Linked DNA regions of Homo sapiens: region 2 is linked to region 1. Evidence: chromatin loops called from intact Hi-C (ENCODE). Cell type or tissue: heart right ventricle. All regions are shown on one strand. Each heading gives the region's core, and the rest is flanking DNA. Links, peaks and the distances in the headings are about the cores only.

Region 1 (5,331 bases), core at 246-5,245:
GCCCGCTCCCAGATGGGCACGGAGCGGATCCAGGATGGATCCCCTTCCTTCAGGATTAAGCAGATGATCTCGATCATCCAGGTCGTGCCTGTTGGGAGAAATCGAGCAGATTAATTGGGTGTGGGAGGGCTGAAGAGGGAGATATCATCAGAATAATCACAACAGCACTTATTGAGCAATTTGCCACCTTTTATTATTTTTTTTTAAGACAGAGTCTTACTCTGTTGCCCACGCTGGAGTGCAATGGCGCGATCTCGGCTCACTGCAACCTCCACCTCCCAGGCTCAAGCAATTCTCCTGCCTCAGCCTCAGCCGAGTAGCTAGCATTACAAGCGCCCACCACCACGCCTGGCTAATTTTGTATTTTTAGTAGAGACGAGGTCTCCCCATGTTGGCCAGGCTGGTCTCGAACTCCTGACCTCAGGTGCTCTGCCCACCTCGGCCTCCCAAACTGCTGGGATTACAGCTGTGAGCCACCACGCCCTGCCTGACAGCATTTATTGAGCAATTTACCACCTATTTTATCACACTGATTCCTTACAGCTGGCAGAGAAGGCAAGGTTGCTTAACCTCATTTTCGGAGCCAGAAACTGAGCCTTACAGAAACCATGTCGCTCGTCCAAGGGGACAAAGCTAGGAAAGTGGTGCAGGGCAGAGACTGGTGAGCTGTCCACCCAACCCCATTTCATTTTTCTGCTGGGAATATGGCGTGATGACCTTTTCTCTTCTCCCCTGCTGCTATGTGTGGGGCCAAGAGACTGGGTCTGGCCAAGGAAGTATAGGTGGCGGCGATGTGATGTGCGGCTATTTCCAGGCCTGGCCCATAAACGCACGCCACGTGACTCTCCACTCCCTCTCTGCTTCTGGATACAGAGACTCCAGGGGAGAATCTGGGACTCCCGGGGATGGCAGAGCCATAAGATGGAAGGAACCAAATGTCTGGGAATGCATGGATATCCCCCCACCAACTTCCTTCCACCCTTCCTGCACCAACTACAGTTTATAGGAAAAAGAAACAAACTTGGCTTCAGCCGCTGAAATTCTGAGGCTGATCTATTAGTACAGCCAGAATTGCTTTACTTATTTATTTTTTTGGGGACAGAATCTTGCTCTGTCACCCAGGCTGGAGTGCAGTGGTGTGATCACAGCTCACTGCAGCCTTGAAATCCCGGGCTTAAGAGATCCTCCTGCCTCAGCCTCCCGAGTAGCTGAGACCACAGGTGCACACAACCACACCTGGCTAATTTCTTATTTTTATTTTTAGAAGACATACGGTCCCACTATGTTGCCCAGGCTGGTCTTGAACTCCTGGGCTCAAGCAATCCTCCTGCCTCAGCCTCCCAAGGTGCTGGGAGCAGAGGCATCATGCCCAGCAGGCACTCCTTTAATACATGGAGAAAGCTGGAATTGAACCCAGGTGTCTGGACATAAAAATCTCTGCTCTTTTCACTTTTCACTGCCCACTTTTGAGGGTCACCCCTTTTTTTATTATACTTTAAGTTTTAGGGTACATGTGCACAACGTGCAGGTTAGTTACATATGTATACATGTGCCATGTTGGTGTGCTGCACCCATTAACTCATCATTTAACATTAGGTATATCTCCTAATGCTATCCCTCCCCCCTACCCCCACTTTTTTTCTTTTTGAGACGGAGTTTTGCTCTTGTTGCCCAAGCTGGAGTGCAATGGCGCGATCTTGGCTCACTGCAACCTCCGCCTCCCGGTTTCAAGTGATTCTCCTGCCTCAGCCTCCCTAGTAGCTGGGGTTACAGGCATGCACCACCACGCCTGGCTAATTTTTGGTATTTTTAGTAGAGATGGGATTTCACCATGTTAGCCAGGCTGGTCTCGAACTCTTGACCTCCAGTGATCCACCTGCCTCAGCCTCCCAAAGTGCTGGGATTACAGGAGTAAGCCACTGCGCCCGGCTGAGGTTCACCTCTTTATTTCTGTGGGGAGCCACAGAATGTTACCTAGTGGAAAGGGACCTCATCAAGGACCCAATTCACAGTTTTGAATTTCAGGAGACCACAGGCTGTTCAGAAGAGAAACAATTACGTTCAAAATTACTTTCTGTTAGTATTCATTGCATTTAATTCTTTTTGAGACAGGATTCCGCTCTGTGACCTGGGCTGGTGTGCACTGTTGCAGTCACAGCTTACTTCAGCTTCAGCCTCCAACTCCCAGGCTCAAGTGATCCTCCCACCTCAGCCTCTGGAGTAGCTAGACCACATGTACCCAGCTTTTTTTTTTTTTTTTTTTTTTTTGAGAAGGAGTCTCACTCTGTTGCCCAGGCTGGAGTGCAGTGGCTCTATCTCGGCTCACTGAAACCTCTGCCTCCTGGATTCAAGCAATTCTCCTGCCTCAGCCTCCCAAGTAGCTGGGACTAGAAGTGTGCCACCACGCCTGGCTAGTTTTTGTATTTTTAGTAGAGATGGGGTTTTGCCATGTTGGCCAGGTTGGTCTCAAACTCCTGACCTCAGGTGATCCACCTGCCTTGGCCTCCCAAAGTGCTGGGATTATAGGCATGAGCCACCATGCCCAGCCTGCGCCCACCTAATTTTTAAAATTTTTGTAGAGATGGGGTCTCACTGTGTTGCCCAGGCTGGTCTGGAGCTCCTGGCCTCTAGCGATCCTCCTGCCTTGGCCTCCCAAAGTGCTGGGATTACAGGCGTAAGCCACCACATCCAATCCATTCACTGGATTTCATTCTAACAACCACCTTGTACCAGTTATCAGTTTACAGGCTGGTGGCTCCAACTTCATGCCTCTCTGCCGTTTTTGTGATATTGGAGCTGGACCCTGTAAACATTTCTCCTCTGCCAGCTAGCTCAGTGTTAAACCTTGTCAGCAGAGGGCGCTGGAGGAACACTGAATGAGGATGGGGCTCTTCCTGATTCTCACGAGCTCCTCTTAGCGGGATCTTGTGATGGACAGGGGCCAGCCCTGCACTAGACACGCAGTGACGTTTACCCCTCCCCCTAGCAAATTTCAGTGGCCTGTTGCACTTCAGTGAACTTCTCAGTCACCCAGTGGGTCATGACCATACCTCTGCAGCGAAACTCTAATCTTGTGTGGGGAGCCGGTTGGGCAGGGAAGTCCTTCTTCCCAATTTCTTTCTTTCTTGGGAGTTTGGCTTCAGCCCTAGAGGAAGTGGCTGCACCCTATTTTAGCTATTCCTGTGTGTGGTGTTTTTTGTTTGTTTGAGACGGAGTCTTGCTGTGTTTCCAGGCTGGAGTGCAGTGGCGCGATCTCAGCTCACTGCAACCTCCACCTCCCGGGTTCAAGTGATTCTCCTGCCTCAGCTTCCCGAATAGCTGTGACTACAGGCGCACGCCAGCATGCCCAGCTAATTTTTGTATTTTTAGTAGAGACAGGGTTTCACCATGTTGGTCAGGATGATCTCAATCTCTTCACCTCGTGATCTGCCTGCCTCAGCCTCCCAAAGTGCTGGGATTACAGGCGTAAGCCACTGTGCCTGGCCTTTTGTTTGTTTGTTTGAGACAGTCTGGCTCTGTCGCCCAGGCTGGAGTGCAGTGGCGCAATCTCCACTCACTGCAACCTCCGCCTCCTGGGTTCCAGCCATTCTCATGCCTCAGCTTCCCAAGCAGCTGGGACTACAGGCGCGCACCACCAGGCCCGGCTAATTTTTGTATTTTTAGTAGAGACGGGGTTTGGCCATTTTGGCCAGGCTGGTCTTGAACTCCTGACCTCAGGTGATCCGCCCGCCTCGGCCTCCCAGAGTGCTGGGATTACAGGCATGAGCCACTGCACCCGGACGAATTTCCTTCCTTTTTACAGCTGAATAATATTCCATTGTATGAATATAGCATAATTTGTTTATCCATTCATTCATGAACGGCAGATATTTGGATAGTTTCAGCTTTTGGTCATTGCAAATAATGTGGCTATGAACATTGGTGTACAAATATCTGTCAGAGTGCCCCCACCTAGTATTTAGTTCTTTTGGGCATATTCCTGGAAGTGGAACTGCTGAGTTAATATGGTAATTCTATCTTTAATTTTTTGAGGAACTGCCAAACTGTTTTCCATAGCAGCTGTACCATTCTACATGCTCACCAACAGTGCACAAGGGCCCCATTTTCTCAACATCCTTGCCACACTTGGTATTTTCTTCTGTTTTTTCTTTTATTTTTTATTTTTGAGACAGAGTTTTGCTCTTGTTGCCTAGGCTGGAGTGCAATGGAGTGATCTCGGCTCACTGCAACCTCCACCTCCAGGGTTCAAGCGATTCTCCTGCCTCAGCCTCCCAAGTAGCTGGGACTACAGGCATGCACGACCACGCCTGGCTAATTTTTTTTTTTTGTAGAGATAGGATTTTGCCATGTTGCCCAGGCTGGTCTTGAACTCCTGGGCTTAAGCTATCCACTTGCCTTGGCCTCCCAAAGTGCTGGGATTACAGGCATGAGCCACCGTGCCTGACTGCAAATAATTCTTTTTTCATTTTATTTTGAGACAGGGTCTCGCTCTGTTGCCCAGACTGGAGTGCATTGGTACGATCTTGGCTCACTACAACCTCTGCCTCCCCAGTTCAAGCAATTCTCATGCCTCAGCCTTCCGAGTAGTTGGGACCACAGGCGCGCACCACCATGCCCAGCTAATTTTTGTATTTTTAGTAGATATGGGGTCATGTAGGCCAGTCTGGTCTCCTATTGCTGGCCTCAAGTGATCCGCCTGCCTCGACCTCCCAAAGTGCTGGGATTTCAGGTGTTAACCACACCCCCGGCTCAGAGAACAAGCTTCCACAATTTCTATAGAGGGAAATGTAGCCATTACATATCAAAATTACAAATGTACAGACTCTGACCAAGCAATTCTTTGTCCAGATATTTGTCCTAGAGGTAAGTGTGTTCAATGCCAAGTACTGCATGTACAAGGCATTGTGTTTAAAGTTTACATTGTATATACATAGGCAAAAGATTGAACATTAATATCAGTCACTAGGAAACTGGTTAAGCAAGAATTATTGTATATCCTATGTTATGAAATACCACGGAACTATTTAAAAAAACCAGAAACTTATTTGTTTAAAGTTCCAAGATGGGACAATGTCAAGGTATAAGGAGAAAGAAAAACATAAGCAAAATCAAGGCTGGTCACAGTGGCTCACGCCTGTAATCCCTGCACTTTGGGAGGCCGAGGCAGGTGGATCTCCTGAGGTCAGGGGTTCGAGACCAGCCTGGCCCACATGGCAAAACCCCGTCTCTACTAATAATTCAAAAATTAGCCAGGCATGGTGGCGGGCACCTGTAATCCCAGCTACTCGGGAGGTTGAGGCAGGAGAATCGCTTGAACCCAGGAGGCGGAGG
Region 2 (5,331 bases), core at 87-5,086, 94 kb after region 1:
GGAGCAGGGCGCGGGAAGGGCCTGAGGGGTGAAGGCGGGGTCTGGGGAGAGACTGGTCAGGGAAATGGGGCGGGACTAGGAAGATGGGAGGAGGCTTTGAGTGTGAGGGCAGGGCCTGGCAATGGGGCAGGGCCAGGAGTATGGGCCGAGCCTAGAGCTGGGGCGGGACCTAGGGTGAGGGCAGGGCTTGTGACGGGGGCGTGGTCTAGAGGGCGAGGAGAGGTCTGGAGAGAGAGTGTGGGTCTGGAAGGAAAGAGGGGGTACTGGGTAGTCAAGTATGGGATCCTGGAGAGGCTAGGGAGGAAGTGTTGAGAAGAGGCCTGGATGGTGAAGGGGCCTAGTGAGAGTTTGGGCATGGTTTGTTGACTAGAGTTCTAGTGTCTGTAGGCTGGTTCGGGTTGGAGCAGATCTTACCCACTAGGGAAGGGCCATGGCTAGGCTGCAGGTGGGCTTCAGAGATGGAGCAGGCAGTCTTAACGTATTCTGGGGTGAGGTCAGGGATGAGCGAACCTAACGACTGGGACGGGTCTTTAGAGAGATGGGTTGAGGAATGTGTTAAGAGTTAGGCCTGTCCCGGGTGGCTCACGCCTGTAATCCCAGCACTTTGGGAGGCCGAGGCGGGAGGATCACTTGAGGTCAAGAGTTCGAGACCAGCCTAGCCAAAATGGCGAGACCTCGTCTCTTAAAAAGAAAAAAATTATCTTGGTGTGGTGGTGCGCATCTGTAGTCCCAGCTACTTAGGAGGCTCAGGTGGGAGGATCGCTTGAGCCCAGGAGGTTGAGGCTGCATTGAGCCATGATCACAACACTGCTCTCCAGCCTGGGCGACAGTGAGACTCTGTCTAAAACAAAAAGAAAAACACAGGATATGGTGTTGAAGAGAAAAAGGGAGGGCGAGTGGTGCTGAGGAACTGGGACCTTGTCTAGATGAACCTGGGGCGGGCATACTGGGCTGAGATTATGAAAGGAATGGAAACAAGGCCAAGAACTGGGGCCTGGGCCACTGAAATGTTTTCAGAGGGGTGGGACTTGGAGGGCGGGAGCAGGTCTACTTCTGAGGGAGGGCTCAGGGGCAGGGTCACAGCATCCAGCACGGCATGCGCTCAGGATGGGGCAGGGGTTGGGAGGGCCACTGGAGCAGGTCAAGATCTCAGAGGTGGGTGGGACTGACGTGGACGGGGTGGGGCTTATGGAGATCGCTTTGGGTTAGGGGATCCGGTGGAGGCCTCACGTTAATGAGCCAGGAGAGAATCCCTGCGTTGGGCTACTTAGCTGTGCGCGGGGCTCCGCTGTCAGGAAAGGAGCCTCTGGCCAGGTTGAGGTTAAGGCTGGCCCAAGGCTTCGAAGCCAGATTAGGGGCTCCAGCCACCTCTCCAGAGCGTGCGAGTCAGTGATTACAAATTGGGATTCCTAGAGCCCCAGAAATATTAGCCGGTTTTGTTGCTTTTGGGGGATGCGGTAAATGGGACGTGAAGGTTTGTCCCCTCTGGCTTCCCCCTAATCTGCCTTCACAGGAGACGCCAACCAACGAGCTGAGCGTCCAGGCCCCCCCCGAGGGGGACACGGACCCGTCAACGCCTCCAGCGCCCCCGACACCTCCCCACCCCGCCACCCCCGGAGATGGGTTTCCCAGCAACGACAGCGGCTTTGGTGAGGACGGGCCCTATGGGGCGGGAGGGGGCGGGAGCCATGGGGCGGACGGGGCGGGGTCTATGGGGTGGGAGGGGCTTGGTCGGGAGGGGCGGGACCAGAGGGCGGGAGTGCCGCAGGTGTCTGCAGCCTGACCGCGGTCTTTCCTTCTGCCGCAGGAGGCAGTTTCGAGTGGGCGGAGGATTTCCCCCTCCTCCCCCCTCCAGGCCCCCCGCTGTGCTTCTCCCGCTTCTCCGTCTCGCCTGCGCTGGAGACCCCGGGGCCACCCGCCCGGGCCCCCGACGCCCGGCCCGCAGGTACCATATCCTCGGCCCTGCCCCCTCCTCTGCCCATCTCTGTCCCCCTATGTTCCACTGCCAACTTCTTGTGACCATCTTTCAATGTCCCTGCCTCTCTCTTCCCAGTCTCTTCTCTCTCCCCTCTCAGTCAACAGACACCCCACCCAGCTCTGGAACCAGCTCAGACCAGGCGACGTCCATCAGACGGTCGTAGGCAGGCAGGCCGGCCGTCCCCAACCCCCGAGCCTCAGTTTTACCTTCTGTGGGGATTACCCCCACCCCCGACTCTTGCCCATCTTTGTCCCATCTCTGGGCTCAGACTCCGGCCTGGCACTTGCCGGATCCTGATCCCACCTCCGTTTGGGGAACACGGTGCTCAGGGGCAGACAAGGAGAGAGAAACCCAGAGTGCTCAAAGCCGGTTGGTGTGAACCAGAGCAGGGAGGACACAGCTGGGGGTTAGAGAGCAGTCACAGCGGCACCGCTGCTCTCGCGTGGACCCTGCAGTGCCTCACCACAGTTTAACCCATTTAATGTTCATTGCGATCCCATGGGGTGGATTCTAGCCTCGTCCTCATTTTTTTTTTTTTTTTTTTTTTTTTGAGACGGAGTCTCGCTCTGTCGCCCAGGCTGGAGGGAGTGGTGGAATCTACGCTCAGTGCAACCTCTGCCTCCTGGGTTCAAACGATTCTCGTGTCTCAGCCGCCCAAGTAGCTGGGTTCACAGGAGTGCACCACCACGCCCAGCTACTTTTTTTGTATTTTTACTACAGACAGGGTTTCACCATGTTGGCCAGGCTGGTCTCCAACTCCTGACCTGGAATGATCCACCCACCTCGGCCTCCCAAAGTGCTGGGATTACAGGCGTGAGCCACCGGGCCTGGCCAGTCTGGTCCCAATTTTACAAAAGAGAACACTGAGGCACGGAGAGAAGTGAGGAGCTGGGATTCAAACCCACAGTTGCGCGGCCTCTGAGTCTGTGCCCTCTCCAGTAGTGAACATTGGTCAGGTTTCTTTCCTGGCGTTTCACATGCGCCATATCGCTAATCCTCGTGGCCACCTTGGGAGAGGGGTCATGCCGCCCCTAGTTTCCAACTTTTAGCGATGCTAAGGCCACTCTGGGAGAGCAGGGCACACGGGCAGGTCCCAGCGCAGGACTGGAACGGGACTGGGCTCTCTGCTGCCCTCTGCTGCCGAGCCAGGGAACACCCCCAGGACCCAGGGCTTGTGCCCAGCTCGGCAGGACAGGTGGTGCTCCCCGGTATCAGAGCTAAGGTAGAAGACGCCACTGGAGGGTTTCACTCCTACTTCCCCAATCTTGCCTGAGTCCAGATATTGTCCCTGCCATTTCTTAGCTGTGTGACCTGGGGCAAGTCGCTTTCCCTCTCTGTGCTTCAGTTCCCTCATCTGTAGAGTGGGAATGATAACAGGATCTAACTCATGAGATTGCTGAGGGAATTAAATGGCTTAATCCTCCCGAGTATGCAGCACAGCGCCTGTGCAGCAGCAGTCTCTAACCATTAGCTATTATTATTATTTAGTTAGTTAGTATTTTTGAGACGGAGTTTTGCTCGTCGCCCAAGCCGAAGTGCAATGGTGTGATCTCGGCTCATTGCAACCTCCACCTCCCGGGTTCAAGCGATTCTCCTGCCTCAGCCTCCTGAGTAGCTGGAATTACAGGCACCCACCACCACACCTGGCTAACTTTTGTATTTTTAGTAGAGACGGGGTTTCACCATGTTGGACAGGCTGGTCTTGAACTCCAGACCTCAGGCGATCTGCCCGCCTTGGCCTCCCAGCTGGGATTACAGGCATGAGCCACCATGCCCGGCCCCATTAGCTATTATTATTATTATTAGCTATTACTGCACTTAATTAAGTCAATGTTTTCTGATCATCTTCTGCGTGCAGGCGCCATGCTGGGCACAGGGGATTCAATGTGGAGCAAGACGGGTGAGCCTGCCTGGCCCTCCCCGCAGACACTGACCACACACTGCTATGACAAATGAAGAACTGCAAACTCAGGCTTGCAGAGAAAGCAGATGACAAGAGGAAAGGGCTTTGTTTTCCCCTTAGAAGTGTCATTTAAGGCCAGGCACAGTGGCTTACGCCTGTAAGCCCAGCACTTTGGGAGGCCAAGGCAGGCAGATCACCTGAGGTCAGGAGTTCAAGACCAGCCTGACCAACATGGAGAAACCCTGTCTCTACTAAAAGTACAAAATTAGTTGGGTATGGTGGCGCATGCCTGTAATCCCAGCTACTTGGGAGGGTGAGGCAGGAGAATCGCTTAAACCTGGGAGGTGGAGGTTGCGGTGAGCCGAGATCAAGCCATTGCACTCCAGCCTGGGCAACAAGAGCAAAACTCCATCTCAAAAAAAAAAAAAAAAAAGTGTAATTTAACTGGGAACTGGAAGGGTTGGTTGTCATTAACTAGGTGAAGGGGAAGGGGATGGCGTGCTGGCAGAGGGGACAGCTTGCACACAGGGCCTGAGGCAGGAGAGAGCTTGGCCCGCTCAAGGAACAGAAGGACACTGGTGTGGCTTCAGGGTTACTTAGAGTGCATGGAGGGCTGAGGAGAGATGGCAGGGGGTGCACTGAGGAGCTGGGACTTTGTCCTGGGGGTGCCAGGGAGCCACGGACGACTATAAGCAAGGGAGGGAAGTCAATGTTGGGTGTAGGAAGACTGCTCTGGGGTCTCTTGGGGGCAGAAGGGCAAGAGTGGGAGCTGGGAGGCTGGGGAAAGGCTGAGGAGAGGATAGTGAGCCAGGGCTGTGGGAATGGAGAGGTTGGACAGGGCAGAGAGTCAAGGGCAGGTGGGACAGGTCTGGGGGCTGACTCTTCCTTCACTTGGCTGCATCCTCAGGCTTCACTCTGAATGTCACTTTCTCCCTTAGGCCATCATCGCAGGGCCTCTGTGAGGACAGGGTGGGGGTGCATTCCAGGGTATGGGGACACTGCCAAGTGGTGAGTCAGGGCTGAGCTGGCAGGGCTGGCAAGCGAGAATGGCTTCACCTTTAATCACCAGGAGAGGAGACGGAGGGTGCAATTGTGCCAAACCCCAAATCCTTTCGCTCAGTTGACAAATATTCCTGCGGCAGCGTGGGCTGCGAGCTGCTGAGCCTGTCTGGCTCCCAAGACCATGGTGTGGGGGCCTGAGGCGGGTCCTCTCCTCTGCCCTGCTCAATGTGGCTCTGTCCACTTAGCAAACATTTACTGGGTACCAAGAGATGCCACATACCCCAAAGTCTCCATGAAGCATGAAGGTCATGCTTCCCATTAAAAGAGCGAAACTCAAGCTCAGGGACTGGGAGTGAGGGCAGTGACTTGACCCAGGCCTCCCAGGTACAAAGTACAGGGTGGAGCATGAGGGAGCCTGATATGAGGCCCCCAACGAGAACCTGCACCT

What was found. Hi-C counts contacts between places; a loop is a spot of excess contacts. Peaks named below come from ENCODE experiments on the same cell type or tissue, not always from the same donor. Only the 100,000 strongest peaks of a DNase experiment are listed, where the experiment ranks them.
Region 2: a loop joins it to region 1, with 11 times the contacts of the local background. A loop is called at or near these places in 87 of 110 quality-filtered maps.

The regions. Positions count from the first base shown.
Region 1 is chr19:48,581,986-48,587,316 of GRCh38, reverse strand. It overlaps SULT2B1 (sulfotransferase family 2B member 1), which reads right to left. Exons shown (of 7, transcript NM_177973.2): 3 at 1-88. Among named protein-coding and RNA genes, the nearest start is that of SPACA4, 22 kb to the left of the region's middle. In heart right ventricle, for the core only: CTCF peaks have their summits at 2,649 and 2,856 (motif pointing right); a DNase peak (open chromatin) is centred at 2,896; H3K4me3 peaks cover 421 bases; H3K27ac peaks cover 757 bases.
Region 2 is chr19:48,487,722-48,493,052 of GRCh38, reverse strand. LMTK3 (lemur tyrosine kinase 3) reads left to right here. Exons shown (of 15, transcript NM_001388485.1): 13 at 1,514-1,649; 14 at 1,808-1,945. Among named protein-coding and RNA genes, the nearest start is that of CYTH2, 21 kb to the right of the region's middle. RefSeq lists silencers at 1-99, 1,679-1,758, 1,819-1,998 and an enhancer at 2,514-3,085. In heart right ventricle, for the core only: CTCF peaks have their summits at 2,928 and 3,133 (motif pointing left); DNase peaks (open chromatin) are centred at 3,112 and 4,904; H3K4me3 peaks cover 434 bases; H3K27ac peaks cover 1,187 bases; H3K27me3 peaks cover 450 bases.